Regions from separate parts of the Mus musculus genome. Here all the other regions are linked to region 2. The links are chromatin loops, found by intact Hi-C in ENCODE. Cell type or tissue: left cerebral cortex. All regions are shown on one strand. Region 1 has its middle 9.5 kb from the start of Gm25799. Region 2 has its middle 70 kb from the start of Gm33277. Region 3 overlaps Gm33277 (a long non-coding RNA gene). Region 4 overlaps Slit3 (slit guidance ligand 3). Region 5 holds the start of Slit3 (slit guidance ligand 3). Region 6 overlaps Slit3 (slit guidance ligand 3).

Region 1 (5,000 bases), 120 kb after region 2:
ATGTTTTATATATAATCACACCATAGAAGGCAAAGTGAGGTTACTCAGCCTCTTTTGTAACCGGCTTTTTATAAGAGGCTAATCCCACTCATGAGGATGAAGCCATCATAATTTAATTGTAGTCTAATGACCCTACCTCCTAATATTATCTCACTGGTCATTAGATTCCCAAATGCAAATGCTGGGCAAACAAAGGTACTCACACTGCACCTAGGTGGAAGTCAGCCTATAGGGCAATGGGAAACTTGGGTTTAGAACTAGATTCCTTCCTAAGGCATCCCTTCTAGATAGCAGTTAGGACAGTAGTACATTCTAAACAAGAGTGATAACCAAAGATAAGTCTATTTCTGGAGCCCTGACTAATCAATTTATTTGGAGCAAGTTCTCAGCCCCCTTTTAATAGGCTGAATTTGCATGTTGAAACCCCGTTCGCAGTATAGCAACATAGGAATCTGCTTGGATATAGAGACTTCAAAGAGGCAAACTGGGTGAAAATGAAGCCATTGGGGTCTATCCTAATCCAATTTGACTGGTGTGGCCTCCCACCCACCCCGACACTGATGACTGAACCCAGGGCCTTGCACTTGCTACACAAGTACACTATCATTGAGTGAAATCCCCTACGGATGGTTTATTTATAAGAAAAGGAGATTAGGGTGTCTGGGGAGATGCCAGGTATGTGAGGTATGTGTGCATCTAAAGAAACCATATGTGGGCCCAGTGGGGAACATGACAGTCTGCAAGGCACGGAGAAAGGCATCTAAAGAAACCAAACCTTGATCGTGGCCTTCCAGCCTTTGTGGGTGTTAAAAAAAAAGATATGTGTTGTTGTTAAAGCCATCCCATCTGCTAATGCTTTGATAACCTTAGCAAATTAAGACTGTCTAGAGAAGAGTGAGAAGAGTGTAGTGCAACAACAGCAACAGCAATAACAACAACGACAACACAGCCTACTTCAGAGATGGAAGCTATGGACCCACTTGGGCAGTGCTTATTAAAATCCAGGCAGTATGCTATCTTACCCAGCCAGACATGAACCTAGAATAGTAAATTCAATGGGTGAATGTGAAGTTGCGGTAACAGGCCAATGGGCAGGGTTGATGGGCGTCAGTGTCAGATTCCTCAGGGAAAATGTGGCTCTGTTGCTCACTAACTGCATGACTGTAATGGCTCTAATGATTGAGTCTGCTTGGGTTTCCTCACTATGAGGCTCCCTTTCTCATGGATACAACAATTATTAAATTAAGATATGTTAATTCAGGAGATATATTTAGCAGCTGTGAAAATGTGGGAAAGATCCAATAAATGGAAGTTAAGAGGGGTGGTGCATGGCTGGGAGTCACAGCCTAAAGGTCTATGTCTTCCATCACTGAATTCCCCTGGGTGCTAGGGCCTAGTGCTTGGCCTTCTACCTGCCCTGCTGGATAGGAACTTCCCTAGTGGGCTGCGCTGGCCAGGCAGCATCTCAAGGCACACAGCTGAGGTAGTCTGTGCTGAGATTGTCTATTCCATTTTCCCCCAACCCGCATAAAACCTACTCATGGGGTCATTGTTGGACAGAAAGGGACATTGAGAGCCATGAATTCCAGCATCCTATATAGTACCCCCCTTCAAAGCACCCTGACCCCCTAAGGTCTCCTTTTAATTGGTCAGAGAAATTCCAGATGAGGAAACACCAGGGATGGCATGGAAGGAAAGGGTTATTATATTGATAGTAAGCACTATTTACAAAAACCAAAACAAAACCCAAATCAAACCAAACCAACCAACCAGATGAACAAACACAAAATAGATTCTGAGTAGTCAAAAGCAGGCTAAAGAACAATAAATGTAGCCAGTGCCTTAGAAACAACTCAGACCATCACTACAGTGAAAGTCACTATAGTGAAACTCAAAAGATAGTTTTAGTTAACTAAGACTCTAGAAGTAGAGGTTGAAAAGATGGCTCAGCAGTCTAGAGCAATTGTTGATTGAGCAGAGGACCCGAGTTCCGTTCCCAGCATCCACACTGGGAGGCTCACAACCACCTGCAGCTCCAGTTCCAGGGACTCTGATGCTCTCTCTGGCTTCTGCAGCCACTAGGCATGCCGTGATGCACATACGTACTTTGATATATACAGACAAAAGGTCACACAAATAAAATAAACCTTTGATAAATAGATCTTACAAGTAGATTCGTTTAAGGTACGCTAGACTTCACACTTCTTGAGGTTCAGTCACATTAATGAAATCTTAAAGTGGCTTTGGTTACTGTCCGTGCTAAATGCAACACCCATTTACATTACCAAGCCTTGAGAACAACACACTTTGTTATGACAAATATTGTTTCAGGCCATGGAACCTTCATGGCAAACTGTACTTAATTATAAGCATTTCTAAAACCACAGAGAATAGAAAAACTATGAATGTCATTTCCTGTTTAAGTGTCTGGAGTAAGCCAGATGGGAGAACCACAATGTCAGACCATCTCTGCTATTGTACTTGGTCGAGTGTTTACTCTGTGCATCTCAAGGGAGGATGGCCAGAGGAAAGTAAGAGAAGAGGAAGCTGAGGGAGGCGGGAAGGAGCTGAGGGAGGAGGGAGCAGAAACTGAAGAATCAGGGAAATGACTGCAGATGTTTAAATAGAAAGGTAAGACAAGGAAATATATTGGCAGACAACAGATAGGAACAAAAGCCTACGCCTGTGAGAACCAGAGCTAGAAACAGTGCCTCTCTGACTTACTTACCTGAGCAGGTAAATTAAACATAGTGAGCTGGTAGCAACTGTAAGGACAGCAGACAGGGTTCTGTGATATAAAATGCAGTTTATTTAGCTACTACCAAGCCATCAAGGAACACTCAAAGAAATCAGCTGAATTCCTTTAAAAATGAAAAAAAAAAAAAAACCCCACACACACATTTAGCATTTCTGCTTGCAACAATAGTACTGTGATTTTTTTTTTCCATTCTGAAAAGTACAGGACTAAAAATGGTAACTGACTCAAAGAAAAAGCAAAACCCCTTAAAACAGAGTGCTCTTAGCCGCAAAAGCAGAGGGTGCGAAGCAGCAGCTCTGGGCTGAATCTGAGTGTGTTTGCCATACACAGAGTTCTTTAAAGAGAACTTCTTGCTATTGGGGCAGAGTACTCATCATGGCCAGGCCATGATGGGGCAGATCAGTCCCATTCTGAGGCTGCTCTGCTCGCCCCCTAATGGGAAGAGAGGTTAGCTCTGGTGTCCATTGGTCCTCACTTCATAACTGGGTGAGTTATTCTGTTAATAGCCTCTGAGCACCAGGCTGCCTCTCTTTTGCACCCTTTCTTCCCTTACGAGGCAGTCGTGAACACCCATGCTTTCTTCTGAAAGTAGAAATTAAAAAAAGACACTTGGCTGCAGATTCCAGCCTTCTCCCCCAATCAGCTTTGTCACTGATAATGATGGCACGTTCACTCCCATCTGTCCCACTCCCGTGTCATTTCTCAACTGGTAATGAATGCAAAAGGGGAAGAGAGAGGTGTAATTAATTAGCTCCTGAAAACTCCAAGAGGTTGCCAACAATTAAACACTGGAAATTTTTATTCAAAATACCTATATTGCTGACATTTATCAGGAAACAGAAGACCTGGCAGTCCTATGGTAATGTCTACATGCAGTACTGGTCAAAGAACAAAGAGTGTCATCTTTTGATGGGTCATGAAAGATCCAACTCGTCATAATCCCAACCCCTACTCTTTACTCTCTCATCCAATCGTTTAATTCAGCCATCTTTTCCTGGCATTTCAGTTTGAAGGTTCTTTTGTTGTCATATAAATGTCCCACTTTAGAAAAGTGAGTTTTCTACAGGCTAATGAAATCCTGAATGTTGGGTGGAATCACGAGCAACCCTTTTGAAAAACCATTAGAATGGTAGGTAGATCCTGAATCAGCTGCAAAGCCAATGTTATGGGATTACAGCTCCCGCCTTAGTGATGCCCTGGACCACTGTCCTTTACCCTGCCACCCCCATGGTACCCCCAATATAGCAAGCACCTAGATCAACAATATCGTCCCTACTTTTAGGTAAAACAGAACCCACCAGATAAAACAAAGCCTACTTAAGCCTCATTAAAAAAAATTCTTATATCTTTCATGTACATTTTGTGTCCAGATCCTCCTGTAAGTTGTGCCTTTCTAGCAAGAGTGGGATTGAACACTGCAAACGTTACTGAAATGCTTCAAACAAAGAACTTGCCAAGCAACCCAAGTCATATCCAGAATAGCCAGTATTTCCTTTCAGAACAGCCCCAACCGCCATGTCACAGGGTCATAGAGAGTGGGGCTCAGTTTTCACAACCAACATAGCTATTGCTGGACCAACCAGGCTCTTCTCAAAGACAGAGTTTTCTTTTATCACTGTGGATCAAATTACATTTAATACAACCAATAGTTGGGGGAAAGACATTAATTTCATTATCTCCAAATAACTCAATCACATTACCAAGATATGGCTAAGATTAAACTTTGTCCCCGATCTCTCTTTAGGTCTGCAAAATGACTGGTCTATCAGACAGTTGTCTGGCCCAGTGGTTAACAGCTAGTTTGGGGTTTTTTTATTTAATTGGTCGAGAGCTTAGAAATATATTTGCACTTATGATCTAGAGGAGTTGTATGTTAGGAATCTAATCTTATTAATTATTTCTCCTTTTTAAGGGGGCTTTTGCTTTGCTTACTTTGAACCTAGCATTTACTTCTTCACATACCTTGCTGTGATGACTCCTACATAAAGGTCAGTCCCTGTCTCACCTTTCTCTCTGATGCAGTTCTCTCTGAAACTGTTAACAGAGTAACTTGCTCAATTATGAAGTGAGGGCCAATTGAGGGCCAATAGATGTTGGAGCTGATGTCCATGTTGTTCTTGCTCCCATCCTGTCTTTTGAATAATGAAGCCTTTCTAGACCAACCTTTGGAAGATCTCTGACAACAACTCCCCTCTGAAGCTGTCCCAACTATACTTGGAATGCTGGCCACCATGATATCATT
Region 2 (5,000 bases):
TAATGTCTGCACAGCTTGGCAAATGGATCTCTAGATTTTCATGATGAAAATGGGGTGTATGCATTCCCTAATTTCATCCCAATTCTAAAATGATTTTAGAGTTACCTCTTTGGAGGGAGTAATGTTAGAGTAAAGAACTGTTGTAATATTTCCTTTTCTTCTCTTCTATTTCTCTCTTTTGAATGCTAGTGAGAACCTACATATGAGTACCTGGGGCTTCTCCTGCTTTTCCTATTGCTCCCCTCTCTTGCCATGTGACTGTCCGTCTTGTGACTGACCTTTATGCCAACAGCATGGCCTTTCCTGCTTCCTCTTCTCTATCGCCTTCCTCTGGCCAGCTGCTGATACCTGGAGCTTGTCTGCCTTGCTGATGAATTTTCTATTTTAAGGTCTAATAAAACTGTCCTCCAACTTTAACATGATAAAACAAAAAGGCACAATGGATGAAAACCTGAGTTAGGCATAATGGTTCATGACTGTAATCACAGCACTTGGGAAGCAGAGGCAGGAGGATCATCTTAAGCTCAATATCAGCCAGGAGTCACAGTTCATGAGTCTGGGATAAATAGCAAAACCTTGTCTCAAAAGAAAAAAAAAGAAGTACCTTATTACAGTGATTTTCTCGTGTTCAGATTTTACTGAGGAAGAAAATGGCCAAAAATTAAGGAATGATATAGGATTCACAATGGAAAAATAAATGCATACCATTTTCAGTCACTGCTATTTCCCAATAGAAGGGACAATTCAACATCAGTATGCAAGAAACTGTAATAGCTCAATGGATTAAGAAACAACAATTGGTGTAAACTCAATGGTTCTTAAAAAAGAGAATCAAGAACCTTTGAAATGTTGAGAAACTCACAAGACCAATTTGTGGACTTATTTTTCATGTAATTAATTTCATGTCCCTTTGTTGAATCCAGGAAGATGTGGTATCAGAAGAACACAAACAGGAGTCCAAACATTTGGTTATCTTTTGTGTCAGGAATCAAACTCAAGATTTTGCGAGCAAGTAATGTATCATTGAGTTACATAGCCCAAATCAGGATTTCATAGGAATATAGACCTAAACGGAGCAACGTATCTTAACATTCTGCGTTTTGCAATAAAAGCTATGGGAAGCTGAATGATCGCTCCCTAAGTGACCCAGTGAATGTGTACTTCTTTTTGAATATAATTTTGCAGATGCCAGCAGATTGGATTAGGGTGAACCCTGGCCAGTTAACTGATGACACTCTATGAGAAAGGAGAGGGACACAGGCAGCTACCCAGGGAAGACCACCATGGAAAGGTAGAGGCAGAACTGGACATGTGTCAATTAAACCCAGAATGAATTGCATCTCAAGCCACCCAGGAGCTGGAGAGAGGCAAAGAAACACTACACAGCCTCTAGAGAATATGTGGCCCTGTTAGCTTTTGAGATTTTACACCCCTTACCAGAACTGCGAGACAAGAATTTTTCTATTGTAGGATCTCCTCTATCTACAGGTGAATACTGTCTAAGATCCTCTTTGGATGTTTCAAATCATAGATGATGTCAGTTGCTCCAGGGGTGAGTTTTATGCATAAATTAGACATACTAAAATATTAGTAATAATTATAGCAGTATGGTTCAAAGAAAGTTATGTGCTGTCTCTGTCTCTCTCTTTGTCTCTTTCTCTGTCTCTCTGTCTCTGTCTCTTTCTCTCTTTCTCTCTCCCCATTTAATGTCTTCATTCTTTAATTAACCACAGGTCCTTGGAGCCTCAGAACCTTCGAAAGTGAAGTAATTGATAAGGGAGACCAATAGTTTCTGTTACAGCAGCCCTGGAGAGCTAACACAGGGACAAATTTGGGCAGCTGGGCAACTAGAGGTCACAGCGTGGGGTTGAGAAACGCCAGCACCATTTGACTCTTGTGAGCAGAGCTCTCAGTGCCTTGGTCATTCCCAAGAAATAGAAACCCAGATCACCCTTTCTCATGAGTTTCCCCAAGTGATAGGAAAACAAAAAATGAAGAGGAGATAAAACAGTGTAATGTGTTGCCTTTGTCAGGTCTATGTTCTCATGACAACTTCCCCGAGGCAAGCTTTTCCCTGCCTCGCAACGGAAGCATCCCATTGATCAGAGAGGCTTCTCCAGACGCCTGTAAATGTCCAGGACCAGAAGGGAAGATTGCAGGGCCTTTGGCCTTCTGAGTCAAGAATTGTCTTCCTCTGCTGTACAGGGCTGAGTTCCATTAACCCGGAATTCCCCACAAGGCCCAGCTGTCCCCGGTGGTGATGGGGTGATGGGGCGATGGTCTCTAGGGGAACGACTGTCTGGCCACTCAGCACACTTAAACAAACCTGTTAAAGTAGCCCCTAACTAAACACAGCGCTGCCATCTGTGTTTGCCTTCCTACGCTCTTGTTTCCCAGCCCAGGGAAAGCGGTATCTTTCCAAAGGCTCCTGGCCTATGGAATGTATTTAAACGCGGGGTTCAAAACCCTCATGCGCCCCTCTCAAATTTGACAATTGTTTAAGCGTTATTGCTTGAATGGATGCAGATGTTCCCCGCCTCCCTTTCTGGGAGGAGTACTTGAGAAGAAGGAGGAAAACGGCTTTTTTTTTCCCCTTTCCTCGCCCCCCTCCATCCCCCTCGTCTTTTTTAGACACATATTTTATCTTTATGTTTTCATGAAGAGCTGCCAAGAGATGCATCTGGTCCCCAAATCAAGAATCTCACACTCCTCCTCTCCGCTCACAGCTTTCTAAGCGCCTCTCTTTGTGATCTCTGCCCAAACAAGCTGTCGGCAGAGCTCAGTGGACAGATGACCAGCATCTCACGGAAGAAACAGACCCATTTCTTCTTCAATGCCAGAAAGAATGGCAGCCATGGCATTTTTAATGTCAGCCCTCGCCTTTTGCTTTTTTTTTTTAACAGCTCATTTTCTGATTAATATTTCCAGCAGCTAGAGCAAATGCCAGTTTAATTAAATTTCCACACCATCCCCCTTTTATCCAATTAGTGGGTTCACTGGCTTCTCAACAACCTTCAGTGTCTGCGTTCTCAGTGAATGCTCAGTTGCTTCTGGCTTCACCAAAAAAAAAAAAAATCTGTTCCATATTAAGTTATAATAAGATATAGGCAATTATAGTAGCAGCAGGACAAATAGATTTGTATGGTTCATTACAAGGTATTTCTGGAACATACATAGTGTAAATAACTAGTTTCTGGAGCAGGGTATATTTTAAAGAGATCTTGTTTTAAATGGGGGGATGGGAAGGGAACATTATCAGTTACCATATGCAAGCTGAATAGAGGAGAATCCAGCCATCTTGATAGCGATCTGTCATTGAGACGCACAACCTTTCAGCATGTGGACCACAAATGGAGATGAAAGATGAAGGGAGGCTCCATGGGAAATGGGTGGTGGCCCGTTCTTCATTGTCAGAGTGATACCAGTGCCACTATATTGGAAAAGACCGAGCAAGCCAGCAGGCTGAACTCACAATAGGGAAAATGTTGGAAATGTGATGAACCGTGCACACATGAATTGTGTTCTGTGTGCAACTCTTTCTAATTTCTCATACCCCTGGAACCTGATGGAATGAGATGGCAATGTCTTCAAACTTACCTAGTAGCTTTGTGGGGAGAAGAGAACAGAAGCTCAAGACAGTGATAACTACATCGCTAGCCAATAAACAGTTGAGTCAGAAATGACTGTGGGTATTATTATTATTATTATTATTATTATTAAACCAGGCTGACCTTGAATTCACAAAGATATGCCTGCCTCTGCCTCCTGAGTGTTGGGCATGGGATGCCACCACCTGCTTACTGCGGGTCTTTGGGGATCTCAAGGCCCTGGCATAATTTCTAAGACACTTTTCTGGGCAAAAGGCCAGGGTTTACATAAAGAAAGTAGAAGAGGAGACTGAGGCCTGCAATGGCTGCAGGAGACTGAGGAGACTGAGGCCTGCAATAGCTGCAGGAGACTGAGGAGACCGAGGCCTGCAATGGCTCCAGGAGACTGAGGAGACTGAGGAGACTGAGGAGACTGAGGCCTGCAATGGCTCCAGGAGACTGAGGAGACTGAGGCCTGCAATGGCTGCAGGAGACTGAGGAGACTGAGGAGACTGAGGCCTGCAATGGCTGCAGGAGACTGAGGAGACTGAGGAGACTGAGGAGACTGAGGAGACTGAGGCCTGCAATGGCTCCAGGAGACTGAGGAGACTGAGGCCTGCAATGGCTGCAGGAGACTGAGGAGACTGAGGAGACTGAGGCCTGCAATGGCTCCAGGAGACTGAGGAGACTGAGGAGACTGAGGCCTGCAATGGCTCCAGGAGACTGAGGAGACTGAGGAGACTGAGGAGACTGAGGCCTGCAATGGCTCCAGGAGACTGAGGAGACTGAGGCCTGCAATGGCTCCAGGAGACTGAGGAGACTGAGGCCTGCAATGGCTCCAGGAGACTGAGGAGACTGAGGAGACTGAGGCCTGCAATAGCTGCAGGAGCTCCAGGAGACTGAGATCTTCTTTGAAGATGACAGAGTGGCTAATGGGGGGGGGGGAAGGGCACTTAACACACCTTAGGTTATTTTGATGATCCCACTTCTTGATTCTGGAATAATGAAAAGATGATCCAGATGAAGGGAGAAAGGGTTTCCAGTATGGGTATAAAAGATGCTGAAACAGAGTAAGGGAAGTAAGAGTCAGTGCTTATGATTTTTTTTTCCAAAGCAGATCTTGAAGCCTGTTGATCTGAGCAACACAGCTGTCTCCAGGCCTAAAAAAAATGGCTGTCAGTTAAGAAAGGTGGTTTCCAGTGCTCTTTTACTCTCCACATGGAGAACTGTTTGTTAACCAACATCAGCCTGAAAAATCAATTTTACGACTTGTGGGATAAATAAATGCAAGGCATTTTGCCTAATTCTTTAGCCAAAACTGTAAGTAGGGTTGAAAAATACCATGTAAGTAAATACCCTACGAGTTTATGCGCCCAGAATGTGAGCTCCCCAGAGAAATGGCAGAAGCTGTCA
Region 3 (5,000 bases), 73 kb after region 2:
AATGTTCCTGCTGAGGTCAGGGGTTGATGTTGGGTTTCTTCCATGATAGCTACCCACTTTGTCTCTTAAGGGGTAGTATCTCTTCCTGAATCTGAAACTCACCAGCCCTTACCAGGCTAGATAGCCTACTTGCCCAGGGATTTCCGCCATCTCTATCTTCTAAATGCTGGAATTAGAGACAACCACCACACCTACCAGGCTTTTCCATGGATTCCTGGGATACACACACTGTACTTTACAGGTGAGCATTGTGTCCAATGAGTGGTGTTCCCGGTCTTCAATTTTTTAAATACACTTTTAGTAGGTAGCATGAAGAAGAGGGAGAGGGGGATACTGAAGGAGAAGCTGAGAGAAAAGGGGAAACAGGCAGCTCCAGGCTTGATTGATTCTTTGAAACTGAGAGTAATGTTTTCTAGTCTTGTGGAACAAACAAGTCTGATATTCCTCTCTGAGTCTGAAATCTGCACAGACTGAGAGGACCATGAAGCTTGCAGAATTGTGGAATACTCTCTGTTACTGACAGCTCACAGTGCCTCTCCACCGTCACGCTGAGCATCTCTCCTATGAGGAAGCTCTCCCCACCGTGCTGCAACCAAAGAAGCATTATTGATACTGCAGGAGATGGAAATGGAAGACTGTGGATCCCAGATCTACGAGTTGAGCCATGGAGTCCAGGTGCCATCTTTAGCCTCTCACAGTGCCTGGAAGGTAACAGGTGCTTGTTATCAGGTTCAACATTCCATACTTACCCGTGTCTTCTTGCTGGTGATTGTGAACTCCATTCCTAGGCTGTAGAGGCCTGGGCTGTTTCAATATGACACCAATCTCCCTCTAAGTCCTTTCCTATGGAATAGATAAGGGCTGCCAAGTGGCGGTAGCCTAAGCCAAAATAGATTTCTAAGTGATCTGGCCTGAAGGTGATCTAGTAGGTGCCAGATTTGACCATGAGACACTAGGGAAAGACTGAGGATTTTCCTGGGGTTCCCAAGAAGACAGATAAACTTGGTCTGGCATTAATTAAAATCTCTAAGTTTGTATAACATATTTTCTCATGTTATTTGATTTTTTTTAACCTCGTATTTAAGGGCCTGTCACAACGACCCATGGAAGAACAGAAGGCAGCAAACACATCAGTACTGCATTTTATACTGAGTGAATGGGAACACATGACTGTCAGGAATGGACAAGACCACACATGCCGTGGCTGATGGCTGGGACAGCCTGGGGCTAGGTGAGCTGCTTCCGTGTCCAGAACTCATCACTGGCCTTTACCACCTGCTGCTGTACATATGTTGGCTGTCCTTCCAGAGAGAGGGGGGGCTGTTTAGGGCAGAAAATGCTGCACTGTCAGCTGCTGACTCTCCATACTCGTGGAGAGAGGGGGATGCTGATGATGCGCGATAGTGAGAAACTCGATGATTTATTTTTCATTTGAGGATATATTTTCAGGTGAGGAATCAGCCTCTTTCATCATATTCTGCTCTGTTTTGAGTAAAAAGAAAGAGGACTGTGTAGAGAAATGAATTCTTACCATTGCACTATCTCCTTTGTGCATCATGTGTACTCTTAGTCAAAAAGAGCATTATATTCACTCTATAAACATAAAGGAACAGGGCCCAAATTGCTGCTCGAATCTCACAAAGCCTCACAGCTACAAGCGTGCCTTCCACACTCCCCTGAGTTTTGTAAGGAGCCCTCTTTATCTGTGGTTCTGTCACACGGAGGAAGAGGATGCTCTCTGGTCCCTCGGTTTTGTATGTCTAAATCAGTTACTACTTTGGCTTCCGAGACTCTCTTTGTCTTCGAATGCATACAGCTGATTTCCTTTGTAAGGTTCTAGAGGGCTAGGAAGATATCTCAGTGGATAAAATATTCAATAAGAAAGCAAATATGAAGATGTTCGCTCAGATCCCCAGTACTCAGGTAGAAAGCTGGGTGTGATGGTGGGTGTCTGCTATGACCCCTTTGTGGTCAGGGTAGGTTTGGGAGACACAGGCAGACTCTCTGGGCCTTGCTGGCCAGTCAGTCTAACCAAACCTATCTCAAAAACAAAAACAAAATTAAAACCAAACAATGACCAAAGAAACCAATGAACCAACCAAACAAAAACAACCAAGAAAATAGAGGTCAATAGAAGATACCCAGAATTCACCTCTGGCCTCCACACACATGGACTTGCAGACAAGAGTACTGATACACACCCATACCTTCTCTCTCTCTCTCTCTCTCTCTCTCTCTCTCTCTCTCTCTCTCATCACAAATACTTTCCTCAGCAGCTGGTAAGCTGGTAAGCTGCTTCTCCTTCTCCTCCCACTCAGCTGAATGCCAGTTGTCCCTGCATCCCAACCCAGCCTCTCAAAATGGCTTCAGTTTCCAAGAGACAGCTTGCTTCTAAATGCCATCCAGTCCTGTTGCCAGAGGGGGGAGTACAGGGATTTGTCCAGTGGGAGGGACAGAAAACAACAGCCAGAGCCACCATGCCAGGCAAGCTCTGTGAACGTGGATGTCTGGAAGCTGATTCTGTGGGGAGGTGGGTGTGGCGAGTGAAAATCACCAGCTTGTTGGGGGCACATTTCATGATACAAAGGGGTCTTCGGTATTATTCTACGGCCTAATTTACCTTCCTGAGAGTTAAGTATATGAAATAAAGCATGCCTTTTAAGTTACCTGTGTGCAGTTTAGAAGCACAGTGTCCTGTCTCCCCTAGAGGGCTGGATTCAGAATGCTCTTTCACACATTACCAAATCCGTGGGCCCTCAAGTCCCTCATGTGAAGTACCACAGTATTTGTACAACCTCGGTGCATCCTCCCATACATTTAACATCACCGCTAGACAACCGATGATACTTAATACAGTGTGGCCGCTAAGCTGATAGCTGTGCTGCAGTGTTTAGAGAATATTGGTGAGAAGGAAAATGCACTCGTACTCAATAAAGAGAATCTGTCTTTTAACGTCTTAAAACTAAATGTGTTCAATGCATGGATGCACCTGTGAATTAACTGTGCCCGATTCTGCTCTAAATTTTATTTGTATTCAAAATTTCAGAGTACCAAAGGGATAGCAATCAATGATCTCAGAGTTCTCTGAATTCCCCTTTCTTTGATTTGGTCTTTTGTCTGTTCCACATAATATCATGATATTCTTTGGTGGAAAAGAGTATGTTGTCTCCTTTATCTGAGAACAAATCAGAACCCACACATAACCACAGGAAGAGAGACCCAGGCTGGACCTATCATCAAGAGCCACAGAGGTTAATCCAAAAGCTATCAGAGGACCCAAGCTGGGTCCTTTGTTGGGTTTCTGAAGCCAGATTTGGAATTGGCAAGGGCTTCTTGCGATTGTTGCAGGAGCAGACACTGTCTCCAGCCACAGTTGGAGTCTACTGAGGGAAGTTAATAAAGAGGAAGATTAAGTAAAAGGGGGGTTTCTGCTGTTTCCTGATCCTAACGTCCTCTCTCCATGAACTAATAAGTTCTTCTCTTTCTTGAACTTGTTTTCTGTCTTTTGACTAAAACAATGGAAAGTGTTTCAAGTGCAGTGCAGATAAAGACGCTATTAGACCATCCCGACAGCAAACCTTGGCCTAGTACACAAGTACGAATGCTCTTTTAGAATTTATATCTCAGGTGGAACAACACATTAGGTGCCAAAAAATTACAACTGAAATGGTCAAAATGCTAACAGCATGTATTGACCAGTGTGCACCTGGGAAGTCCCCGATTGTCACTCACGGACAGACGTTGTAACTCTCAAATACTGTCACCAATGGTCTGGCCTTGTGCATTGTCCCTTCCTTCCTGGAATGGTGCCTTGATGTTGTGTTCCACTTACACAATGGACAAAGTCATCATCAGGCAGCAGACTCCCGTCCCAGTTGTGCCACCTGCAGGCTCACGCCCTTGGAAAAACTGTCTAAAAATTTTAACTATGACAAAAATGAGAATCGTGCCTCCATTTCCAGATATTTTCAAAACCAACTATCTGTACATCTATGTGTATGTCTAAAGTGTGTATGCCTATACACCATTGTGTATAGCAGAAAAGCCATGAAGGAATACATAACACGTTTCTAAAACTGCTTATGTAGGATGAGAGATGGAGTCAAAACTAAAAGACTAGGGGCATTCTTAATAATCCCAACAATATTTCTGTACATTGACTTTATAAGGCTTCTCCAGATTTTAGAGATTGCTTGAATTCCTAGGCTCATAGTCCTTGTCCATCTTCAAAGCCAGCAATGGCCAGCTGACTCTTCTTCACATTACCCCACACTGACCTAACTCTTGCCTTCATCTTCTGCACTGATGGACACTTGAGGTTTCATGGGGTCCACCTGGAGAGCCCAGCACAATCTGCCTGCTTCCATGTCCGTTGATTAGCAACTGTAATTCTATCTGCGCCCTTAGCCATGCATGAAAGCACGTTCCACATTCTGAAAATTAGAAAGCAGAAATGTCTAAGAGGCCCGGATCCTATTCTCCATACATCGTACACTGGTACAAATGTGAATGCACTGTTGCATAAAGTAACAACTCAGAATGTAAATCATGTGATTAAAATGCCAGTGGTCAACCCAGGCAGTAGAAGTTGTTTGTTTGTTTGTTTGTTTGTTTGTTTTCTCAAACTATGAGGTAATGTGTTATCCTTTCAAGTCTTGGTTGATCTGTATCAGAAGTGACCAGCAGAGCTGATTTCATTGATCAACATGATCAGTGTTAGTGGGATGTGTGAAGGGAACAATCTCTGGTATCTAAAGTCCTGGTTCCTATAGGTCTTAAGGCTCAGGAAAGATGTGAATGGGAGCAGCAGTCTCAAAGAAACCTCACAACTGGACTGCCCCCCTCTACTCCCAAGCCTCATTCCATACACAATGGAAGATGCAGAGCCAAGGCACTAGAAGAACTCCCATCTGCTAATAATCCAATTGGAGAGTGTTAAAGCCAAGTGGAACACTCGGGCTGACGGATGTACAACCTAGCCTTCCAGTGGCTCTGTGAGG
Region 4 (5,000 bases), 400 kb before region 2:
AGTCTGAAGAGACTCCACACATAAAGGAAGACCTCGGCATGTACTGCCTGAGGTCAAACGCTCGTCTGTGAGCCAAACCCTAAGAGGAAAGGGGAGACTCCCAAAGACCTCCCAGCTTGACAGGGAAGAGAGGGATGCTAAACGCACAAGTCTCCATGTGTGGATAACTGACGGAGCTTATGAGCCTCATTCCTAGCTTCATCAACAAGTACCTTGCCTCAGACTACTCCCATTTGACGACTCAGCTCACATGCCACCTTGGTATGGGACATCTGTCACCTAGTTGCTCCCTCCATTCACATGATTCAGACATCAGCATTTTGGACTTTCTTTTTCCTCCCCTTGAACAGACCTCAGTTGAAAGGACCACTAACAGCATCTGATTTTACCTGTCAAACCCAGACCCTTGGTGAGAAGTGGAACATGGCTCAGCTATGCCCGAGAAATGATTCTCTTTCTTTCCAGAACTTTGCCAAATAAGGAGAAGAAGGTCAGAAAACCGCTATGATTAGATTATATGGAAGAAGGTCAAAGATTAAAAATCCGCTGCCTCTCATTATTAGAAGAGGGATGACAGATTCAGACCAGAGCACAAAAGAAAATACATTATTTCAAAACAGGATATGAAACCCAGTCCCAGGCGATTAGTCTCTGTTAAGTAAATTTACTATCTAATCTTTTAACTGTCTCCCGAAATTGCTGGTCCAAGATTCTCTCCATGGGTTGGAGGCTTAACCTTGGAAGGGGGGTGAGGTGAGTGAGGGCTGCCACCCTCTCTAGGCTCTATTAGCATGTTAATGGAATGAGAGGGTCTCAGCTAACAGCAATGGGGACCTAGGGGTGGCTGGAGCGAAAGGGTCTGCAAGCAAAACACACCTTGTAATAAAAACAGGATGTGTGTACCACAGATCAACTCAACTGTCGGATGGACGGGATTGGAGGATGGGGAAACTAGCCAGGCATTGGTTTCCCAGGCATCAAAGAGGATGCAATTCTTCAACATCACTTTAGGCTCATGGTGGGAGGGGGGAACAGAACTCTCGGCTTTTTCACTCAGCCCCAAGGGGCTCACATGCCAAAGAACCCCAAGCTCTGGATTTGTGTTCAAACCAGATCAACCTTCACTGGTTTGATTTTAAACGAAGGCTGCTATGCAGGCCAAATACCACAGGCCCACTTGGGGCCCAAAGAGGACAAGATGTGCATTTGGAGGCCAGACAAGCTCACAGCACCATCCAAGCAGAGGAAAAAACAAAGAGAGATCAGGACACAATGAACAAGAGGATCTATTTCCCAGCATCTCTCTTGGCTCGGGTACCACAACCGAGGCCACGGAGCCCGAGCAAACCCTCTCTCCTCTGCCGCACAGAAGGAACCCTTCTTGCCCTTCACCTCACTATTTTTTCTTTGCCTGTTTAGTCTAAAAGGCTGAACTGTGGCACAAAGAAAGTTCTCTCCAAGAATGAGTTTTGCAGAGAAAGCGCTTCAGACCAACGTAGCATGTGCAGCCCGCTCTATACAGCCTGCAGAATGGGGCATGTGTTCAATTTGAGGGGGGCTGGGCTCCCCCAAGGAATCCAGAGGCCCTCTGTTTGTGTGATTTATCCCTCCTGGAAAATCCAAACATACAAATGTGCCGGCGGCTGTGAAAGCAGGGCACACGCAGGGACTTGGGCTCAGCACAAAGCTCACCACATACCACGCAGTCTCCCACAGGCTTTCTCAAGGTTCACCTTTGTAGGTTTCAGCCAGGGCTAAGGAAAGGAAGTGTATACAGCTCTGCTGGGGGTCGGCAGGGACATTCTCTCTTTAGCCTTAAAAGCCCTGAAAGAGACAGAATAAGGGATCCAAAGGTCTCCCCAAGCTCTGGGATTTCAGAACTGCATAACTAAACGTCAGCTTGTTCAACAGAGCCATGCCAGCCCCACCCTGGAGAATGGGCCCCACCCTGATAAGTCTCAAACCCAAGTGGTTTTTTTTTTATCTTGGAGCCATTCATTCAAAGAAGTTTTATTCTGGTACAGCAAGGGAGAACCAGGCCAGCTCTGCAGGCCTTTCAAATTCCAGCCCCCACGTTCTCTCCTCCTCACCCAAAATGCCCCACAGAACAGAGCCCAGGCCCAGGCACTTGCGCAAGCTGACGGTGGGCGGAGAAGGCAGACTGAGAAATGAGTTAAATTTTCTTGCACGTTCCAACATGTCTGAGGCAAAGGCTGCTCCCAAGACCAGGTATGATCTGAGGGCTCAGAATGCCTGACTTCATCAAAGGGCCTCCAACCGGCCTGTGAAACAAAAGCCTTTCCTTTCATCCCGGAATGACATCAATAGAAATGAGGTTTAGGGAATGGAAGGCCTGTCTTCCCCCAGAGCCCAAGTTCTTCCTAGTATCCATAGAACTTTCCAACTTATGCCATGCAGGGAAGTGTCAAGAAGATTCCAGAATGTTCTATTTAGCCTTTGTCCTGGTGCTACAAGGTTATGGACTTAAAGACCTAACCATGCAGACAGAGATACATCTGCATAGATGCACTGTACACTTCTGATCCCTGGAGAAATTTCAGGAAAAAAAAAACAAACAAAACCAAACATGTTCTTGGCGAGATACAGCATCAGAGACTATGCAATCATTTAAAGCACTGGGCCAGGACAAGGGTATTTATTGGCACGGGGAAACGTTTGTGGTGTTACAAAAGAAAGAAGCCTAAAACAAAACATTCAAGCAAAGCAATGGCTATAACTGGGGGTGGCGGAAGATCCCTGTAACCCCAGCATTTGGAGGGTAGAGGCAGGAAAATCTGGAGGTTTAGAATCCTGGACTCACTCTGGTGCGACTGTATCTATAAGTAAGTAAGTAAAAAAAATAAATAAAATAAAATACCAAACCAAAAGGTAACTGGGAGACAACTGATTAATTCTGTACTGAGTTCGAAGGATTTCTTCATTTTTTTCTTCTTCTTTATATTTTTGCTATGAAGACATTATTTGTTAGATAATAATGCTGCTGGGCGCTGTTCAGAAGCTGTCTGAATCTGTGATTGTTTTTGTTATTATAAAGAGATACTGATACTGGGCACGAGCTAAGGTGTACATGTTTAGCGGTGTACACCTAGTCAAAACTGCAAGGTGTGCTTCATTTGCCCGAGAGCACATGGTAGGGTGAATCCAGCAAGGGTCAGATTACACTGGGTCAGATTTTGGTAGCTAGGAAGGGCAAGACAGGGGATAGGGGCTGAACAGAAACCAGAGGAGGAGGAGACAAGAGTTTCGGGATTGTGCTGAGGTCAGGGGCCTTAGGGAAGGAAACAGCACGGTCCTTCCCTGTGCACAGCAGTGCCAAGGCACACAGTGAGTGTTCTATGCACAGAGCCTTTCTCACACCCATCAAGATAAATAAAATCAAATCAGAACGTGCCGCCAGCGGCACCGAGAGCAGATACAGTCAGCAGGGGCTGATCTCACCAGCACACCTTGCCTTCAATTATTGTAGATCAAGTTGAACAGGTTAGCCAGGACCTCAGGCACCGTGGCCCACTCCCCTCCTGCCCTTTGCTGTAATAACCATAAGTCTTAATTTCTCGTTCGATCAATAACCCCATGCCTGAATTCTGAAATACCTCATCTGTTCTCATACTCCTCTGATAAATGGTTTGAATCAACATCAGGCATATTATTCTCAGGGCTCTGGCTTATTGTATCAGAGACATCTGCTTCTCAAGCTTCTAGGCCTCAGGTATTTAAGGGCCCTCAAGGCTGGAGCATAGTCTGAGGCCCCTTAGCTCTTGAGTGTCAGTCACCACTATTCCATGAAATGTTGGTTACTGGTCGGTCCCTTGAGGACATAAACATACAATGAAAGTAAGTGATCTAGAAATTTCTATCATAATTTGACACCACCACATCGCTAACATAATATTAATCACCTAGACATAACCTTCCCATGACCTACATACACAATTCTGTAATTCTTTTCCTTTTGTCTAATCAGGTACATTCTGATACTTTGGAAATACAATTTTATGCCTGTTGAATCTAATTAAAAAAAAAAAAACAAACCATGTCTCTATTGTGTGTGACTTCATTTTTCCAACGCTACTTTATTGTATCTTATAAATATCTATCATCTGTTGGCGGGGCATTTTAAGATGACTATGATAATGGTAACACACTGTGTACCCATCTTAAAGAAGCAGAAAGGAGTTTCAGTGTTTTCACTGTATGGAAATGGCAAGTGACTGAGCGTATGTTTAGCCCTGATGTGAATGTCACATCATTTTCACAATGCAATGGATATGTGTGGAAAAGATTAGATGGCACTTTACAAATATATACTGTTTTATGTATGTTAAAAATATACAGTGACGGTGGGTGGGGGTGGCACATTCCTATAATCTGCAGCACTCAAGAGGCAGAGGCAGGCAGATCTCTAGTTTGAGCTCTAGGACAGCCTGGTCTGCAGAGTGAGTTCCAGGACAGCCAGGGCAGCACAGAGAAACCCTGTGTCAAAATCAAAACAAACAAAACAACCCCCCCAAAACAAAACAAAACCTAAACATTTAGAAGACAAAGAGGCAGATGAAGGGGAAGCAACCAACTATCTATCTACTCTGATGGTTTGTGAAGCAGTCAACCATACTTGATCCTAATGGAGCTAACTGGGCTGTAGCTTTGCCGTGGACTGGAGGGTCAGTTGAGCAGCTCTGTAGAGGATCATCTGTGCCTGCTAAGCATCTATCTGGACTAGCCAGCTAGGAGGCCAATGGGCCGAAAGGACGTAGGGCATTCATCTCATTGATGTGTCAAGGAACTCCCGGCTCTAATGTTTAATTCATCATGTCATCCTCAGTGTACCTTCACACTGTGTCATGGTCACAGCTTTGTGGTCTGTGTAACTGTACCCACCCACATCCAGATCTTATTTCAAACAGTCTCTGCTAGAAGAAACTTGTATAAAAAAATGGGATGGCAACATACAACTGCACTCGTTTCTTTTGAGAAAAGAT
Region 5 (5,000 bases), 110 kb before region 2:
AAACCCGAGGTGGCCCTGACCCTGCTTGTCCTTAAAAGGCTCCAGTCTTAGAAAGACACTAAGAGCTCAGCCTTGGTAGCTCTGTCTCAAGCATGCCCTTACAGCAGTGACCAACGCTACACTAGGCAACCACAGACGTGGCAGAGCAGCACCTACTTTGCCCATGATGGGCAGTCACCATGGCTATAGCAAGAGGGACCCCTGGGAATGCCTGGATTCAGGTCTTTATCAATTGTCTACAGCTGCAGAGCGAAGGAGATGTCCCAAGTCCTCAGGGTCTCCAGGGGGAGTGGCTGGTGGCATACTGGCTGCAGGTGTTGAAAACTTCCGACTAGCCAGAAGAGAGGGGCCCGCTGTTCTGATCCTCCCAAGCTGACTCTGTGATTCTGACTACGGAAAATAATGACCCCAAGTAAAAAGAGCTGGTGTTAAAGCAAGATGAATGATGGCAGTATATACCAACAGCAGAGGCAACCTGGTGCTACAGGAAGACTCAAACCCAGCCAGGCCCTCTCATGACGGTCTGTTTATAGAGATCTTGGCCCAAACTGACTCTGGTTCTAAGGAGTCTACAGACTGGTGGGAGACCTGGGCTTAGAAGCCTGGCAGGCTGGGACTAACCGGTTACATGACCATGGATGCAGGACAGATGGGATGAGGCCGAGTAATGAGTATTGGCTATGTAAGAAATAGGACCGTGGGAGGTTCAAGGAAGAAGGGAAATGCAACATGTCTCAGGGAAGCACCCACTAAACATTTATCATCTCACTAACTCGTCTGCAGCATTCATGTGAGAAGGGGAACTTAGTTTATACATACCTAAAAATACCATTTAAATGAGATTTTTCACAAATAGGGTCTAATACAAAACCTGAATGAAGGTGTGGATGCCTGGATTCCAGCCCCTTTCTCTGGTGGCATATTTGCCCTGTTTTATTGGGCAGGTCGGTTTGCATTTCTGATCCTAATTTCCTGGTGTTAATGAAGACTCAGGGCCAGCCCTCCAGAATTTCTACAGTCTAAACAACAGAACAATCACTGCACTTTGAAAACAACAAACAAAAGAAAACACCCAGAATAAAGAAAGCATTTCTAGGAAGTCTCTGCCTAGACAGCCAAGAAGAAGAAAGGGGGAGGTGTGGGGAGGCGGTAGGGGTGATAACAGTGGTGGGCAGCTAGGACAACCCGGCTCTTTCCTGACCTGAAGTAGGCAGGACTGAAGAAGACCCGTATGCTAACCCTGAGACAGGCTGGGTAGAGAGCAACTGGGCAGTGCAATGGCTGGAATTGTGACTAGGGCAAGCCTTCACCCACTCAGAGGCTCCAGCTCCCTCCACCACCAGGGCTCCATACTCCCTCACCCCGCCCCCAACTGTGGACTAAAAGGAGCCCACCCCCGGAGGCCAAATTTTGAATTTGGTCGTGAGGATCAAAATGATAAATCTTTCCAAAACGCTGACATAAGAAAAGTAAATATTTGGTTGCACAATTGGGGTTAAAACGAGGGTCAATCCACCCCACTCTCCAAGAGCCTCTCCGCTAGCTGCCAACCCCAGGATCCGAGGCTGAGTGCGGTTTGTAAGATTATAGCGCTAGGTCTCATTTAAAGGGCTGTCAGCATTTCCATTCTCCGGCCCGTTTGGGGAGGCATTTATAACCCGGCCATAAAAAATTCACCCGGGCTGCAACTTGGCATCCCCAATGCTGCACTCCAGGCAGGGAGGGTGTTGAGAGCACCCACTCAGAATCCGTCCGGTTTTTCAGAAGTTAAGACCTCTTTCGTACACACTCAACTTTCCTAGCAAGGACAGCCACACAGCAGCTGGCCCATTCTGATCTCCAGGAGGGTCGCAGGTTTTTTTTTTGGGGGGGGGGCGAGGGGGTCCGGGAAGGAGGCTCTCAGGTCTCTGCGATCGAAACTCCCCATCTCCGTCTAGCTTGCTACCTCGCCTCTCCCTCTTTAAGAAGCAAGGGGTAATGGACCCCTCATACCCAACCCCAAACCTTGAGACCACCACGCTCTCTGACACCCCCCCACTCCTCCGCGCTAGCCTTCTGCTAGCTTTATTCTCCCGATCTGTCAGCGGATAAGCCCCCGGTGCCCTCAACCAGGGAGGCACTACGCGGTCCCATCGCGGGGGCAACTCGTACACTTCTCTCCACACCTGCCCAAAGCCACGCCACCCCCAACTTATTGAGCGTGTCTGACAGCAGGGGTAGGGGAGTAGGGATCGTCCCCCATGCACCGGAGAGGAAAGAAGGACCTGCGCCCTGAGGGCGACTCTGTAGGAGCCAGCCGGGTGGGTGGCCTGAGCGGGCGGGCGGGGTGGGTACTCACAGGCGCTCTGCGTTGCGGGGGATGCCCCGAGGAACGGCGCGCAGGCCCAGCCCGTGGCAGTCCACGCTAGCGGCGGAGCAGGTACACTTGGTGGGGCAGGCGGCAGCAGGGGGTCCGCTCAGGATGCTCGCAAGCGCCAAGCCCAGCGCCAGGCGGGCGCGCACAGCGGCGCCGGCCCCGGTCCGGCCGAGGGCCATGGTGCACAAGCGCCCGCACCCAGAGGAGGATGCCTGGCGAGGCGGGACACGAGGAGCCCGAGGAGGCGCGCGGGCGGCCTGGGGGGCGGGCGGCGGAGTTAGCGCGGAGGAGGGGCGGGCGCGGCGCTCAGGCGCACGGGGTGCGGGCGGAGCGGGGCGCGCCGGGCGGCGGCGGCAGCAGCTCCATCCGTGGGGCTGGCGCTGCCCCGCTGCGCATCACTCACGGTGCCCAGGTACCGAGCGCCCTCGGGTCCCTCTGGGTCGCCGGTAGAGGTGAGGGCTCTGTCTGGGTCCTGGACTGAGCGCCAGGGAGCACCGTGCCCCGGGAAGTCCGGCTCAGGGCTGGGCTGCGGAGCACAGAGGCGGCTGGGGCACGGAGTGGTCCGGAGAGCTAGCCGGCGCTCGCTTTCTCCATTCACTGAGCAGGGTAGACACCGGAGACGCGGGGCCCGGCCCCTCCCGCCCCCCTCCCAAAACACCAGCTCCGCCTCCCATTGGCTGCGCTGAGCGTCACGTCGACTAAGTTGGGAACTTTGCTGGAGCAACCAAGAGCCTGTAGGGAGGAGGCAGCAGGGGAGCTAGAGAGACCCAACTGGGAAGGAAAGGGACTTGGCCAGCCCGGGCCGCCAGGAAAGAAACATTGAAATTCATTTATTCTTGGGAGCCAAGAACTGATAAACCTCGTGGCTTCATTTTTTTTTTTTAATTCAGTCACCGAGCTGGATACAGAATACCCACATGGGAGCATCAGAAACTAGGCTTCATGTTTTAGGTGAAAGAGTCAAAGTTGGACTAAGTGAAATGATTATCCGAGACCATACAGCTACTAGGCATTCTGTACCCTGACACATTTATCCGTGGAAACTTTGCCCCTACCCTAATTAGTGTTCACAGCTAAGGCCAACAACTATTTCCTAGAGGACTTACAGATTAGAGAACACTACACAGACACACAGTCACAGTCAGTCAGTCAGTCAGTCAGTCAGTCTGTCTGTCTATCTCTCTGTCTCTCTCTCTCTCTGTAGTAAATGTAAGAACTTGGACCCCGGTATTGACACCATCACTTCATCTGCTTCCTGTCTAGGGGACTAAGGGGCAATCATGTCACCTGCGGACCTTTATTTCCTTATTTCAAGGTGCCACCGTTCTGACAGACTTCCCTTGCACATCAAAGAAAAGAACGTGATTTTATAAAATAGTGCAGTAGCATGCAAGGGACCTATTCCCCATCCCCCTCCTCCCCAGCCTTGCCTTCATTCTGCCAGTGCCTGCTCTAAATTGGCTGGTCTGAGCTTTTCCAGATGCCGGTGGGGAAGGGCCATGTTACAGGCTCCATACATACTTGTAGGAATGATGTTGTTTGTTTGTTTGAAGGGAAGGGGCAGGAACTGGAGGAAATATTGCCCAGACTTCCTTGAGATCCTCTTGTACTGGAAAGGTCTGAAATAGCCTTGGTTTTACACACACACACACACACACACACACACACACACACACACACACTACACCCCCCCACACCCCTATACTCTTAACTATAAAACACATGCACTTTCACACACAAAAAATATGCAGTCACATACAGAGAAGAACATGTATGTTCACATACCACTAACCACTATGCGCCTGAGAACTCTCTTTTCCCTCATATGAATGCTACTCAGATTCTTCTATTTTCCTTAAAGGAAACTTTTAGCTACTTGACTACACACTGTAAATATATAGCTGAGGTGCAAATTTTATTTTATTATAGCTAGCATATTTTCAGAGACTTAGCTCTAAGGACTCAATTGCCCCCCAGCTCCCCCCCCCCACCCCCACACACTTATACCCCAACCCCAGCACACACGTGAGATTCAGTTCTCTGCTGTTATTCTTGGGAACTGTTTCTGCCCAGCTGCTGCCGCCATCGCCCTCTGGTGGCCAGAAAAGAGCTAGGCTCTGCTTCCGATGGTGACTTCAGCATTAAAGAACTCCAAACATGCCTTTGCCTCAGTCCTCCAAAGCTTTCCTACAAACCTTGAACCAATTTAGTACCAGGGCTGAGGCAGATGAGAGAGGACCGGGCAAGGTCCCAAGGGCACAAAAGCATCTCAGACTGTCTGGAACAGCAAAGAGCGGGGTTGTCTTTGTTTGCTGAAATGCATGCATACTAAAAGCATGCTCTGCAGCCCTGCAGCCTGGACCTGGGTGGGTTCTCTGAGCACAGTGGTAAGCCTCTGTGTTTCTATTTAAGCTGCATGGGAGTTTGAGAGCCTACTGGATCTTTAAATGACTTCTCGGGCATTGAAATATGCTACTTCCTCAGAGAAGGCCCCTAAAACAGACCACAGATCATGGGAGTTCTTCAGAATCAGTCATCTTTAAGTACTGGGCAAGTGAAATAGACATGCGTACACAGACGAGCAGGGTGCACAGAGACCTGCATTTCTTGGGCAGAGACACCCTTAGAAATCACCTAATCTGGG
Region 6 (5,000 bases), 250 kb before region 2:
ACTAAGCAATGGAAATTCCCAAACGGAAAAAGACAAAACCCTACAGATTCAAAAAGAAAATAGATCAGAAATACAATTAACTGTGAGAAATCTAGGCCAAGAAATGTCACAGTCAAAATTCTGAAAAATGAAAAATGAAATTTTTAAAAAATCTTAAAAACAGTGGGAAGGAAACACATCCCCTACCTACAGAGGGAAAATAATTCAAAGGACTTCAGGGTTTCCCTTAGATACCATAAAAGAAGCAACACATTAAATTTTTTTATTATCTTATTTTATTTTGGGGAGCAATGAGAAAAGAATTGTTAGTTCAAAACACACAACCCAAAATATCCTGTAGAACAAAGCCCAAGGATTGAGAAATTTCAAGATATTGAAAAATAAGGGAATTTGTCACAGTAAGACACGACATTAAAAAGACAAATTCTATAAACAAAGAATAAAAGAAGTTTAGGACAGAGACAAAGGAAAGAGCAATGGGCAGAGTACAGCTGTGCGTAAACGTATCTCCTTATTAGATTATCCCAATTATGTTTAGTACTGGAAACAGAAACAATGAAACTGGTGTGGTTCTTAGAGTATTTACAGGAAGTATTTAAGACTGTATCCAAGTGGAAGTGAGTAAAGGACTGTGAAGGAAAGTGTGGTCCCCAACTTTCTCTTGAACTGGTAAACTGTTGATACCCATAGAATATGATGGACACATAGTGAAATGTCTAGAAGGACCACTAAAAGTGCTATGCAAAAAGAGGCATCCTGAGACAATATAAATGAATAAAAATGGAGTTATAAAATATGTCCGTGTGACCCCTAAGAAGACAAAGAAAAGGAAACCAAAGGAAAAAAAATAACAGAAAAATAAAACTAAAATGACAGACTTAACATAACAATAATTACATTAAATGTGAACGGTCTAAACACACCAATTAAAAGGCAGAGATGGTAGCTTAGGAAAAGCAGCACAAACTCTAAGCTTATGCGAAACAAACAGACCATTATGTGGTTACCTCCTTCAAATGCTACTGTCACATGACCTTCCTTCCCCTTTACTTTTTCTTCCATGTGCCTTTGGTTTCAAACCTGACTTTGATGGCTTAAATAAGCGCAAAGCATGGCAGTACAAGAACAACACTGACTTGGGTGTTGGAGCATCTGCCGTATGTGCTCTTGTCTTCCTAGCTTCAGATGAGTAGTTCAGAGAAAATCAACCTTCATCTTCCATACATTCTGTTTTTTCAGTGTCTTCTATCCTTTGAAGTTGAGCCTAAGCATCACTGGCTCCAAAATGCTACACTCTTAGTGTGTCTATCATTGTCCTAACACTTCATAAGGATTATTAATGATCTGAGTGGAAGGAACTAACATTATCCTCATTGTGTGGTGATAATAAAATCACTACTTGGAAAAATGATCTGTCCACTCTCACACATCTCACCTACCCAGGGCACACCTGACTCATCTAACCCTAAGGCATGAACTACCAACCTTTGTGACCACTAAACTTGCAGAAAGGTTTCCTTCTGCTGTGGGACCATGAAAAAAGCTCAGAGAAAGGCTTTTACTAGCCAAATATCCCTGAAGAGTTTTAAGAGATTTGTTTTTCTTCTCTCCCCCTTTTAGACATAATTAATCAAATAGCCAACCTGTCCCTTCCTTTCCTCAATGAAACATTTCTAAAGGCGTAAGCTAGAGGAATGGGTTGAAGGAACACCACCTCGTCCCTCCCAGGGGCCCAGTGTGGGATGACATTTGGTTCATTTGTCATCATATTTGATGTTTCCACATTTCATGGCTCTGTTTCAGGCCAAAGTCATCAAGCAAGCAAACCATGGGGGGCTCTCTTGTTATATCCATACTCTTGAAGGGCTATTGTTCCATGCCACCTCAACTGTAAGGGATCTGGGTCAGCATTTCCCCCTTTAGGGCTTTCATGAGGTGGAGACTTTCATGTCTCACCTTGCAGAAAGGGAAGGAAAGGGCAGAAAGCTTCGGAGGTGGTGACTAAAACAGCTTTGAGATCATGCCAAGGCCCAGTGGCATGGACTGGTTTTTCTCTCTATGTTTCCTGGAATGAAAAGCGAATTTTTCTAGCTTCTCTCTCCCTCCCACATCCCCAACCATCTCTCAGCTCCTGGCAGTGCCAGTGCACACATCCAGGGATAACGCTCAAAATCGCCTCCTTCTCCTTTGACAATAATATAAGGCAAACCATTTGGCATTCGAGAGGCACCCCAGTTGCCTGACCCCTGGCAGGGTCCCAGGGGATTTGTGGTTGACAGCTAATCAGAGCCCTGGCCATAGCCATTTCCCATGACATAGCTGGAATGCTCCCACTGCCCGTCCTTCAGTTACTCGGCCAGGCTGAAACTATTTGCTCCCCTCCCACCCTGTCCATCACCGTCCTTCCTCAGGCTGAGCCTCCTTACCACCCGCTGGATAGACTCTCAAGGCTCTGCATGGGAGAGCAACAAACGTCGCTCTGCTTTTATTATTGACCCGCAACCCACCTCTTGGACTCCTACAACCAACAGGCCTCTTTCAAGCATCCTCCTCTTGAGCAATGATAAACTTCAATGCCAGAGGGGTAGAAAGAGAACAAGCCACTCTGGGCTAACCAGACTGGTATTAGAGGGGTGGCCAAGCGTGGGATTTCCAAGTGGTGGTCATAAAACATGCATCGTTGTTATTTATGGTTAATCTGCCTAGGAACTGGAAATAGAAACATTTCACCGCTCTTCTTCTGCAGGCAATTCTTAGCTTACCTGGGGATGGGAAAGTCTTGTTGATGACAAGCCAGGTGCCATATTCTGCCCAGGGGCTGAATGTGGTGACCAGGAGCCAGACTGCCTGGGTTCCTGCCCAGCTGCACAGACTGACTAGCTGGGCGATCCCAGGTAATTTATAGAATGTCTCTGGACTTTAGCCTACCTCTCTGTACAATGAAGGAAATCTGAGGAAAGGACTACCACACGCGCCTGCCATGGGAACTGTGTATATTTGCAAACCAGTGCCTAGCACATGGTGAGTGCTGCTTCGGTGCTCGGAAAAGAAATGCTATAATGAGATGTTCAGCATAGATATGCAAATGTGACATTCTGAACATTTTCATGACTGGATAGCATTACTCGGCATTCTTTACTGAGGATGCTCCTGACATCTTGGGAGTCTTACAGAGCTTCCTGCGGTCAGAGTAGGGTTTGATGCTGCTTCGCCTTCTGTTACGATAGTGGGTCTCAGTCTGGGGCCCCTGCCCACCTTGGAAAGTGGAAAGAAATTCAAGGCCCTCCAGCTCCACCCAGAACTCCTGACTCAGCCATCCTGGGACCGAATCCAGGAATTTGTTGTAACAAGCCCTCCAAGAGACTGGGAGGTAGGATGTTTAAGATATGCCCTAGATCACCAAGTTCCCATTTGAGGGGGAGAAATAAGGTCCCTTCCTTCCTGCCCCAAGGTCATTATGCAAAGTGAACGTAAGTGTAGGGCCACAGCCACTTCGGGTGGATCTGTATAAGCTGTTCTGTGCTGGATGTTGTGGGAATGTCGACCATGGAGGAGCATATCCCCGAATTGTGTAGAAAAGCCAAGTGTGGACACAGTTACCTAAGACATGGACCACCCTGGAAGTCAACACATCAAGATCCAGAGGCTTCGGGTCAAAGGAAGCCAGGCCTGTATCTCTACAAGTGAACTTGGGGAAGTCACTTAATCTCACTGTGCCTGGCTCCCCTCCTCTCTGAAACTACTCTAAGGATGAAATCAAGTCAGAGCCATGGCCTTGTAGGTAGAGACACAGGGCTTAGTGGGCTAGGGTCAGAATGAGCATCTACTACCAAATGATCCATGATTCATCTCATGATGAGGATGTTGCCTCTGAAGGAGGAAGCTACAGGAATGGGACTTAGACCCAGGGAAATTCTCAGAAGATGGACACGAAGGAGGAAAAACAGGTTGCTACAGATTATTAGAAAAGGAAATTATCAGGTAAACCAAATCGACTCCATCTATAGGCTCTCTGCTTTGCACAAACTAGCCTTAAGCTAGGGAATCCAACAGCGAAGATGGCCCCCATCCCAGATGTAGGCTTTTGATGTCAGGCTCTGCTCGCCTTTCCCCCTCATGACTCACATATAGCGGGGAACAGCTGAAAAATATTGACCTTATAATTTTCCCACAGTTCCCTACTGCTCTGTAGTCTCAGAACTGCATCAAAGTAAGTGCACAGATAGGATGAGCTATGAGCTCAGAGTGCAACCGCATGAGCCTTTGGCTCAGAGCTGGGTAGGAAGATTGGATGGGATACTTCATTCTTATCTGTATAAGGAGACACTATATAGGTATTACTCTCCTGAGCCACAGAGGGACGTGCACATCTTTCGGGCTTGTCACTCTCAGGCTAATTTTCCTATAAAGTCTCTACGACTTTTGCCCTGTTAAGTCTTCCAAAAGCTTAGGTACAAAGGGGAAGGGGAAAAGGGGCATGGGAGAAGGTAGTAGACCCATCTCCAGTGAGCCCTGACAGTCCTGAGCCCACCCGTGTCCCAGTGATTTATACTCTGGTAAGATTTTTAGCAAATCAAGATGCTTGAGATGTTCTCTTTCAAAGCAGGGGAAAGCAACCCCAGACATCTAAACAGACCACATACTTGTGAGTCTAGCCTATTGTTTTAGAATTTTTGTGGAAGGCCTCTAAATGCCACCCTCAGACTCCCCACAGAGACTGTAACTGTACTGAGTAACTGTAAGGCAGAGAAGATGGGATGGAAAGAGTTTCTTTGAATCCAACTCCCTTAGAGAAAGCGTTCCCTCCAAGCTCAAGAAGCAGGGTGTGGCAGAGGACCATGGCACCGTCACCAGCAGGAGCTGCACTATCCTAGGTCCCATGCTTTGCCCAATCGTCTGAAGTGCCAACTTCCCTCAAGGCCCTGGGGGTACACTCCTACTCTGCCCCAAAGTATACACCATCAAGTGACCTTGGCTTCTTCCCATTCTCTCTGAGTTGA

Evidence for each region. Peaks named below come from ENCODE experiments on the same cell type or tissue, not always from the same donor. Only the 100,000 strongest peaks of a DNase experiment are listed, where the experiment ranks them.
Region 1: a loop joins it to region 2, with 4 times the contacts of the local background. A loop is called at or near these places in 2 of 42 quality-filtered maps.
Region 3: it touches region 2 in a loop (2.0-fold over the local background); 2 of 42 quality-filtered maps call a loop at or near these places.
Region 4: it touches region 2 in a loop (2.8-fold over the local background); 3 of 42 quality-filtered maps call a loop at or near these places.
Region 5: a loop joins it to region 2, with 9 times the contacts of the local background. A loop is called at or near these places in 3 of 42 quality-filtered maps.
Region 6: a loop joins it to region 2, with 2.2 times the contacts of the local background. A loop is called at or near these places in 2 of 42 quality-filtered maps.

What each region holds. Positions count from the first base shown.
Region 1 is chr11:34,887,008-34,892,007 of GRCm38, reverse strand. No RefSeq gene overlaps it. Among named protein-coding and RNA genes, the nearest start is that of Gm25799, 9.5 kb to the left of the region's middle. In left cerebral cortex, no CTCF peak of the experiment used is centred here; DNase peaks (open chromatin) are centred at 2,727 and 3,023.
Region 2 is chr11:35,009,533-35,014,532 of GRCm38, reverse strand. No RefSeq gene overlaps it. Among named protein-coding and RNA genes, the nearest start is that of Gm33277, 70 kb to the right of the region's middle. In left cerebral cortex, no CTCF peak of the experiment used is centred here; DNase peaks (open chromatin) are centred at 2,410 and 2,643.
Region 3 is chr11:34,936,611-34,941,610 of GRCm38, reverse strand. Gm33277 (a long non-coding RNA gene) reads left to right here. Exons shown (of 3, transcript XR_388561.2): 1 at 1-241; 2 at 524-708; 3 at 1,086-2,666. Among named protein-coding and RNA genes, the nearest start is that of Gm33277, 2.6 kb to the left of the region's middle. In left cerebral cortex, a CTCF peak has its summit at 2,459; a DNase peak (open chromatin) is centred at 2,378.
Region 4 is chr11:35,413,113-35,418,112 of GRCm38, reverse strand. The region is part of intron 4 of Slit3 (slit guidance ligand 3); the gene reads right to left. Among named protein-coding and RNA genes, the nearest start is that of Gm46277, 130 kb to the right of the region's middle. In left cerebral cortex, no CTCF peak of the experiment used is centred here; DNase peaks (open chromatin) are centred at 1,384, 1,727 and 2,117; H3K27ac peaks cover 400 bases.
Region 5 is chr11:35,119,050-35,124,049 of GRCm38, reverse strand. It overlaps Slit3 (slit guidance ligand 3), which reads right to left and starts at 2,594. Exons shown (of 36, transcript NM_011412.3): 1 at 2,339-2,594. The coding sequence starts at 2,535. In left cerebral cortex, CTCF peaks have their summits at 1,322, 3,107 and 4,467 (motif pointing left); DNase peaks (open chromatin) are centred at 2,431, 2,581, 3,039, 4,461 and 5 more places; H3K4me3 peaks cover 2,878 bases; H3K27ac peaks cover 1,984 bases.
Region 6 is chr11:35,259,953-35,264,952 of GRCm38, reverse strand. The region is part of intron 4 of Slit3 (slit guidance ligand 3); the gene reads right to left. Among named protein-coding and RNA genes, the nearest start is that of Gm46277, 26 kb to the left of the region's middle. In left cerebral cortex, no CTCF peak of the experiment used is centred here; DNase peaks (open chromatin) are centred at 2,094 and 3,105; H3K27ac peaks cover 2,891 bases.